Regions from separate parts of the Homo sapiens genome. Here region 2 is linked to region 1. Evidence: chromatin contacts called from ENCODE Hi-C or POLR2A ChIA-PET data. All regions are on one chromosome and are shown on one strand. Each heading gives the region's core, a stretch centred on a gene start or an enhancer-like site at or near the end of the contact. The rest is flanking DNA. Distances are from core to core; before and after follow the strand shown.

What was found. Hi-C counts contacts between places; a loop is a spot of excess contacts on that map. ChIA-PET counts read pairs that join two places held with the same protein, here RNA polymerase II (POLR2A). Pooled maps may share reads with other maps.
Region 2: a map of B cell shows a loop between it and region 1 (6-fold over the local background). The contact joins two enhancer-like sites. A Hi-C loop is called at or near these places in 2 of 168 maps with a recorded cell type or tissue (B cell and OCI-LY7), 16 of 37 single-sample maps with no recorded cell type and 6 of 50 pooled maps. POLR2A ChIA-PET finds 5 or more read pairs at or near these places in 4 of 52 experiments (OCI-LY7, Panc1, activated B cell and 1 more).

Annotation. Positions count from the first base shown.
Region 1 is chr2:104,974,227-104,978,600 of GRCh38, forward strand. The region is part of intron 1 of MRPS9-AS2 (MRPS9 antisense RNA 2); the gene reads right to left. Among named protein-coding and RNA genes, the nearest start is that of MRPS9, 62 kb to the right of the region's middle. RefSeq lists an enhancer at 2,645-2,939. Within about 2 kb of position 2,551, at least 3 of the 41 ENCODE cell types and tissues checked have a DNase peak (open chromatin) inside an H3K27ac peak, as active enhancers do; they include B cell, where a contact is called at or near this core.
Region 2 is chr2:104,937,495-104,941,868 of GRCh38, forward strand. The region is part of intron 2 of MRPS9-AS2 (MRPS9 antisense RNA 2); the gene reads right to left. Among named protein-coding and RNA genes, the nearest start is that of DALIR, 32 kb to the left of the region's middle. Within about 2 kb of position 2,182, at least 3 of the 41 ENCODE cell types and tissues checked have a DNase peak (open chromatin) inside an H3K27ac peak, as active enhancers do; they include B cell, where a contact is called at or near this core.

The DNA.
Region 1 (4,374 bases), core at 1,301-3,800:
CACCACATGCTTGGCGGAAGCCCAAAGTAGCCCACCTGGGGTGAACACACGGTGAAGCTGAGACATCGTGAAGACAGGGATGTGGCCGGTCTCCACCTGCTCCAGCTCCTCACTGTTCCAGCTTCAACCACTGTCTGACTGGGTCCCACCAGGAAGTTCTTCTGCTGGTCTCACTGGGGTGTCTCCTACAAATGCACTTAGTGGATGGCTGGGCTGGAGTCATGTGAAGGCTGGACTGCAACAGAGGGACGGCTGGCTTCTCTCCATCTCCATGCAGCCTCTGTGCCTTCCACGTGGCTACCCCTGCCTTCCTCACAGCATGGAGGTATCAGGGTAATTGGGCTTTTCTCACGATAGCTGGCTTCTCCAAAGTGGAAGTTGCAAAGAACAGGACAGAAGCTGCGAAGTCCCATGCCCTAGACTTGAAAGCCTCTCTGCCAGCCCAGATTCAATGCTGAGGGCACTATTCAAGGGAGTGGCTACCAGAAGACATGGCTCAATGAAAGGGGCATCTTGGAAGACTAAGTGGCAGCTAAGCTATTATCCTGTAGATAATGAGGAGTCATTGAGGCTTTTAAGTAGGAGATGGATTTGATTTCAGTTTTGTTTCAATCATTCTGGGACTAAGTGAACTAGACTGGGAAGGGAATGACCCATTTCCTTTCTGGGCGACACCAAAGATATCTGGGGAGGCTTGGAGACCTCTCAAATGCCTAGAGGGGTTACAGAGCCCACATCTCTGTGGTCCCAAAGCAGTGAGTCTCCATCCATATAGATAGAACAGCAAGTGCTACATCAAGAGAGAAGCTTCACATGATTTAAATTCTCTCGGCCACACTCCAACATAACTCCCTAATGTCCCAGAGGAAGCAAAGAAATGGCAAACTATTCAAAACAGAGTCGGGGCCTGGCGCGGCGGCTCACGCCTGTAATCCCAGCACTCTGGGAGGCCAAGGCGGACGGATCACGAGGTCAGGAGATTGAGACCACCCTGGCTAACACGGTGAAACCCCGTCTCTACTAAAAAAATACAAAAAATTAGCCACGCGTGGTGGCGTGGTCCTGTAGTCCCAGCTACTCGGGAGGCTGAGGCAGGAGAATGGCGTGAACTGGGGAGGCGGAGCTTGCAGGGAGCCAAGATCGCGCCACTGCACTCAGCCTGGAAGACAGAGCAAGACTCTGTCTCAAAAACAACAACAACAACAACAACAACAAAAACAAAACAAAACAGGGTCGGTAGAACGTGAAAGCAGCTACATAAATTGTACACCATGTGTCTTGGCTCTATTTGTTCCATGACAGTGTGGACGTGGTAATGAGGGGAAGTGGAAGGTTGGTGGAGGTGGCACTAAACTAGAAACTAAAAGCAAGAAACAATTGTGACTCCTATCCCATGACAGGAGTCTGCACCTCATTTTCACACCAACCTGGCAGGTTTTGCTTTTGAGGAGTAGTCAGCCCAACTGGGACTTAGGGGTACTTAGGAGTACTTAGCCCAACTGGGACTTAGGGGTAGTTTGGAGTACTTAGCCCAACTGGGACTTAGGGGTACTTAGGAGTACTTAGCCCAACTGGGACTTAAGAGAGCAGACATTGGTGGGAGTGGAAAGGCTGCCCACATCATCACACACCTGTTGGATACCAAGCCCTGGCTCACTTCATTGCAAATATTATTTTGTTTAATTCTCAAAAGAGCTATCCAGGGCAGGAATTATCGTTGTGTTTTTTGAGATGAGGAAGCTGGAACATAACTCCCCCAGATCACCCGCCTTACAGGAACAGAAACGCTGGCTTCTGACCCCACAGGCATGCTATCTCCTACATGGTTTTGTTATAAGCTCCTTTTCAGCATTTTGTTGTCAGAGTGTTTGCAAATGAAGAATAAAAGGACTTTACAGCTGAGGGTAGTTCCCTGACTACCATACTGTCACCCTGGCCACAAGAAGTCTAATGACAGCTTTGAGCTACAGGCATGCAAGCTCAGAACTTAAAATTCTTTTATTTTATCAGCTCTCTTTAGGGAAAGAAATCCTTCTAATCTCCTATAAAGAATTCTCAGTGGACATCAGCTGGAAAAACTGGCAAATGCTACTTTTATGGCTTCGATTTCTCTTGTTTCTCCAAATGTCTCTATTGCATGGGCTTTTGCATAAAACAATGTTTGGCAGGACCAGAGGTTTTCAGCAGTATCAATTGCACTAGGCTATAGTGGGTCTTCATCACCGTGAAACTGGGGCATTTACAGCCCAGCAACACTAAGTCTTGTTTAATGCAGCTCAGAATTCTCAGAGAGGCTGGAAAGTCACACAGGTGTCAGTCATTCATAGTGGCTTCATGGTACCTCGTATATCATTTAGTGTCCAGCCAAGATACTGAAGCCACACCAGCTATTTTAACAGAGACCTTTTAGCATAAAGACCCGTTAACTAGAAATTGAGGAACTGAAAAGGCAAAAAGGGAACACTAAGATATCACAGAGGTAGCAGGAAGCAGCTGCCTCCCCTACGACTAGAGGTAGAGATTATTAAAGCTTAGAAGCTTGAAGAAGAGGCCCCACAGTGCTGGGATGCAGACTTCTGAGGAGGGACACCAGCTGGCTGGTGCAGGCATCTCTCACAGGGTGAGATGAAGCTGGTTCTGAGTGCTGGAAAAGCTGCAAACTAGGTCCGGCTGTTACTACTGCAATGAACTGCTGCTGTCTGCATGAAGAGATGAGGCTGGAGTGACACTGCAGGAACAGGAAGCAAACTGGAAGGAAACAGGAAGGAGCCAGGTCCCCCTTTCCACCTCCAAAGCACAACTTCCCTCTAGCACCGCCTATTGGCAGAGTTGATCAGAGAAGCCACTGGAAAGGTAAAGTGTGGTTTGCAGAGTCCCAGCCCCAGCAACACAAAACCACACAGAAGTGGGTTTGAAGTTGACAGACAATCGCCTAATAACTGGCATCTTTAGCAAGATTTTAAAAATAAATTTGACACCAAAAACAAAAAAAAAATTATAGCAGTAAAAGACACTCATGTGGGAAAATGTTTTGAATTTAACCACTTGCTTTTTATATTAAGCCATTGCTTTGGTATTGGGAGAAGGAAAAGTGTTACATTATTATTGGAAACCCTGAATTCAAGTAATGCAAATCTGTCTTCGAGTTCATTTAACAAAGTGACATTTAAATTACTAAGAAGAATGGAATAAACTCTATGTTATTTGCACTCTCCCAATACACTGGGATGAAATTGTCCTGGGATCAGCAACTGATTAAGCTGATTATATACTTCATACATGGAGGATGTGGTTTTCAACCGGCCACAATCAAAATACAATTTACTTCTGTTAGTATAATAATGTAGATGCTATAAAAGGCATCTCTCGGTAAGTGTTTTTCATGTACATTTCTGCTACTATTAGCAGGGTATTTTCACAGCCTCGCTCTATCTTCTCCTTCCTTTTAACTCCAAACTCTAACCGTAGAATTTTTCAGACTTCTCAGAATAGATACAGCAAGGGAACCCTGACACATGGTGAGGAGGAAGGGGGCCACACTGGGGGCTGCTGGGAAAATAGGCATACATATGCTGGCATGGAAAATGGCACTCAAAGATGGGTGGCTCATGAAAAGGTGTAAGGCAAAAGGTAAGCCAGGCTAACAGAGCAGTTGGAAGCAGTGCCAATAGAAAGGGATCTACCAACAAAATAAAAGGCATTGTCTGTGTGCACCTGTTCTGAAAAGAAATAATCATGAGGGCAATGGTTCCCATGAACAATGGCTTATCCAAAAGGAAGGAGCTTATTTCCTTACTCACTATTTGGATGACCAGACTGATGCCTGGTGTCTCTCCTCTAATTAGCATGCTAGCAATGAATGTACTGCATACCTCCTCAGCCAAATTCTGTAGAGGAGATGCTGCAGGAACTTATGAAGTTCCTGACTCACTTCTATTCTGACTCACTTCTAGTTGGTCATGCCTAAACATATGTGTAGCCCTAAGCCTTCTCTCCATTTCTACAGCAACACCTCCATCCATGCTGTCATGATTCTTGCCTGGACTTCTGCAGTCATCCTTCACCTGGTTGTATTAGTTAGGGTCTTCCAGAGAAACAGAATCAATAGAAGATGTATATATGTCTCTCGCTATATCCATCTGTCTATCTATCTATCTATATGTCTCTCTCTTTGTGTGTGTGCATGTGTGTGTATGTATATATATATATATATATATGGAGAGAGAGAGAGAGGAGATGTTTATCTATTTCTACATATATAGAGAGACATAGAGGATTATATATATATAAAATCAATAGGAGTATAATCAATAGGATATACATATATATAGAGAGAGATATCTCTCTCTCTCTATATATATACAGAGAGGATAT
Region 2 (4,374 bases), core at 932-3,431, 37 kb before region 1:
TTCCATGGGTGAGGGATGAGAGTATCAACCCATTTCCAAATATAAAGGGCGAGGACTTTTGCTCAAAGATTAGAAATCTTATCATGTGATTTTAAAACCAGTGCAGAATATGTTTTCTGGAAAGAAAGTGGGACATAAAGAGCAGATAGAAATTGTACAAAAGTTGTGCATTTAATAAGTATATTTTCCAAATATTAGTTGATGAGGAATATATCATTTTCAATTTGGGTTTTAAATTATTTACTGTGGTTAGAAGTGCAATGTGGCCATAATAGAATCCTAAAGAATATGACCAAACTTGACATCCTGAGAGTGGAAGCCCCATGACAATCTCAACACCAAGGTCAGAGGATGATTTATTGAGAAAGGATCAGTCCCTGGAAAAGGTGACAATTCAGAAAAAAATAGAGGTGCTTGAAATTTTGAGCTTAAATTCCTAGAAGTGTGAATTTATCTGGTTTCTTCTAACTAATCTTTTTCAATAAGCCAGTGGACCACAGTTTTTTGCTTATTGTAAGTACATTTATTTGTTTATTATAATTAAATCTATTGACTGATGGAAATTACACAGTGAAGACATATATTATATGTATGATTAAAATGTTTAATATTTTTTAAAGTTAAGAATTGTCAGCAAGAATATATTTTTTTAAATTCCTGAATGGAAAATAAGTCCAAAAAATAGTATTTGGACTGAAGGCTCACAGAATATCTCTCATTTTTAAAAGTTCTAAGGATGTATCTGTTGCAAGGTTTCCCAGCACATTCTTAGGGGTGACATGACTGTACGGTGTTTCGGTTCTGAGCTGTTCTCACATGCACACTTCATCACAAGCCAACTGGGAGGGGTGCGGGAGGGTTGTGTGCGTTGGGCTTACTTTTTTTTGCCCTGTTCCAAATTTATATGCATGAATCTAAATTTTTAACCAAATCTTTGTTCTCTTTCCTCTTGAGGCTGCTTCACACTCCTGCCTACGCACCCAGCTGCACCCAGATAGCTCTTCCTCCCTCCCCACCCTGACAGCCTGCACCGCTGCTCAGCTACAGGGTGAGACTTAATGGAGCTGAGCAGAGCATTTCCTAGCGAGCTTCCTGCAGAGCAGTCAGCCAAGACTGGGAAAGGCCCACCACCAAACACCAGGAGCCAGGGGAAAATCAGAGGGCCAGCCCGCTGCAGGGGCAGCCTCCAGAAAGCGTCTTGCTGTCATTTAAGGGTATTAGTTTGATACCTTTAGGAAGGCTTTGGGTTTCTCTAAAACATGGCCACTGTCTCATTCATATAGCTCTGTGAGGATGCCTATATTCAGTATCTGGGCTAAGCTGACCCACCAACTCCATTGAGTTGCGAATTTCTAGCATGAATGCCTAGCCTCAGAAAAGTAAGAAATTCTGCTGTGTGTCTTCATATGTATTTTTATTTTTACTTTATTACTACTGTTATTATTTTTAGAGACAGTGCCTTGTTCTGTTGCCCCAGCTGGAGTCCTGTGGCAATATCCTAGCTCACTGCAGCCTCAAACTCCTGGGCTCAGGTGATTCTCCCGCCTCAGCCTCCTGAGTAGCTAGGACTACAGGTGTACCACCGTGCCTGGCTGATTTTTCATTATTTTAGAGATAGGGATCTCATTACGTTGGCTAGGCTGGACTCAAACGCCTGGTCCCAAGCGGTCCTCCTGCCTTGGCCTCCAAAAGTGCTGGGGCTACAGGCATGAGCCACTGCACCCACCCTCCCTGAGTATATTTTTAAATACAGGGTTTCATATCTTCAACATAGCCCCTAAATTAAAGCAATGATTATAACAATCGCACAGCAACTAAAGCCAGTGTTCTGATGGTTTTATTTGAAAAGCACCATTCTCTACAAATGGAAGCTGATCAATAAAAAATATACATATATTTGAGAGAAAAGCCCACCCTGTCCTCAGGAAAAGCAACCCGTAGAGAGTGGGCAATTTCAGATTGATTTATGAACTGGGAAAGTATTTCTGATTTTGTTTTAATTTTTTCTTTGGCCAAACTGGTCAGGAGGTGATGAAGACTGACTTCCCAGCCCTTTGCTGCCAAATCTTAACTGCCTGAAAACTTACAGAAATGCTTGATTAAAACTAGAATAAAAATCTCCAGTTGCCTTCAGCAAACCACAGCACAAGGGTGGGAAAACCAGTGCCAGGTTGCAGTTTAAGTATAGTCACTTGGCGCCTGCTGAAAGTACTGCTCCCTTCCTGTTTAATAATTAATTCAACTTTAAAGCCCCAAGGATCTGGACTCAGCACCAGTTTCACAAAGCAGTACAGAAACAAAATGCTTCCAGAACTGGAGGGGGGGATAGAGGAAGAAAGAATCTAACATTTCAAGAAACATCACCACATGGGGCCGGCAAGCAGGGGGTGGGGTTTGGAGGTGGAAAGATCCAGGGTGGAGAAATTCAAAATAAAATAAATACACACAAAAGCAAGGTTATTCACGGCCACTGGCACTAGGACTGGGAGCGGCATGGCGAGCCGGAAGTCATCCATTTGGGAGGCAGGCTGGTGCCTGCAGGCTAGTGGGGCCGAGAGGGTAATGGGCTCAGTCTCTGGAAAAGGAGACCCAGCCTTGCTCTTCAGCAGTGGCCTCTGCTCATTAGTCAGAGCATCGTGCTGGAAAAGGCATCCAAGGTGGGCAGTCATCCTTGCTTTCGCGCTCCTCTCCCTCCACCCCACCCCACCCGCACAATTCACCCTCCAGGGGAAGGGCCGGAGAATGCCCGATGTGAGGGCGAAAAACAAGCAAGTTCCCAGGCTTAAATATTCAGTTACAGAAGTTAACACCCAACATAGCAGCAGATAACTGCAAAAATGTGTCCCCGCATCCAGTGGGGCACCTGCACTGTGCTTTGTGGTTTTTCTAAGTCGTTTGCTTTCTCTAAGCTGGTGAGTCCAGCCAGAAAGGTGATGCACTGCAGATGCTGAAAACAGGCAGAAGCTGCTTAAAAGCTTATCAAATCTCGTATCGCACACAAGATAGGAGGGGGAATGTGTCCAGAACGACTGCAGCAGGCCCACCTCCAACCTCACAATTCAATATGAAACCACATGGACTATTCTTCTGTACTCCAGGAAACCTAAGTATCCCAAAGCATTGCCAAGAGATGGTCTCACCAGAAATGAACAGATTAATTAAACAAAACGAAGGCCCGAGTGGCCAAGGGAAAGAGGAAAGCTATTTAACCCAAATTGTATTTACTTTTTGCTTATTTTTATTATTATAAAGAGTCATGGGATAGAACACTCACACATATCCCCTGAGATTCCAGTTGGGTATTTTGAAATCGACATTCACATAATTAACTGGTTGAGTTGGACAAATAATGACCTGAATATTTTCCGTAATCCTTAAAAATGGATGTTTTTATTACTCTGCAATTGTTAAAACTATATGAATTTTCTTTATATTTTACTTCATACATACATTAGTTATAAAACATTTAAAGTACATTTACTTTGTATGTTTCCCTCCACTGCAGATTGATGGTGTTGCCTTAAAACTGTAACAGCTGTATTTTAAAAATAGGATTTTGTATTCCTCTTGACTGAGTTCTTAAAACTATGCCAAATTCAAGTTTGAAACTAGTTTCCAGTTATTAAACAATTTCAAAACCAGAAGGTCAATATGTTTTTCTCTATTTTTGAGGTAGTGAATGTCTAGCTGCTGCTTTTTATTTTTCAATTTCAAGTTTGGTTTCAAGCTCATGCCCCTGTTTTCTTACAAAGCTCATAGTCCCAGACAGTGAATCCTTCCTCACAGTAACATCTTCCTTTGTGATGAGAATAATTATCTATCAGCGTATCTTTTTAAAATAATAAATTTGGGTATTTCTAGGAGGCAGTGCGTTGTCATGGAAACACCGTTGGACTATGAACCAAGCCAGCCTCTGGGCTGGTCCAGCACTAGCTGTACATCCTGGCAAGTTACAAACCCAAGAACACACCCCTGGGTGTCAGTGTGTACCGCTGCTAAAGGAGGAGTTCTCAGTGCTTCTCTCCCTGCACTGTGTCTGCAGGGAACCCCTTTTCAGGGTTGGGAAAGGAAGACTCACACACACACAGCCCACTCTAAATCGATCCAGACTATGATAAGTGCTGAAATAGAACCATGAATTAAATGAACCAGAAGATTTATAAGGCCTGCCCAGCTCCACAGATCTCTGATTCCATGTGAATCATGGATTCACCAACTGGGTTATGCCCAGTCACTGGCCTCACTCACTCAATGCTCGCCGTGTCCTGCTCACTCCTGTCCAGCCTGGCCTTTTTCATACAATCCACGGGGAATTGGCGCTAGTAGGTAGTAGGTAATTTGGAAGATTAGATTAAATAATTTGGAATATACCCA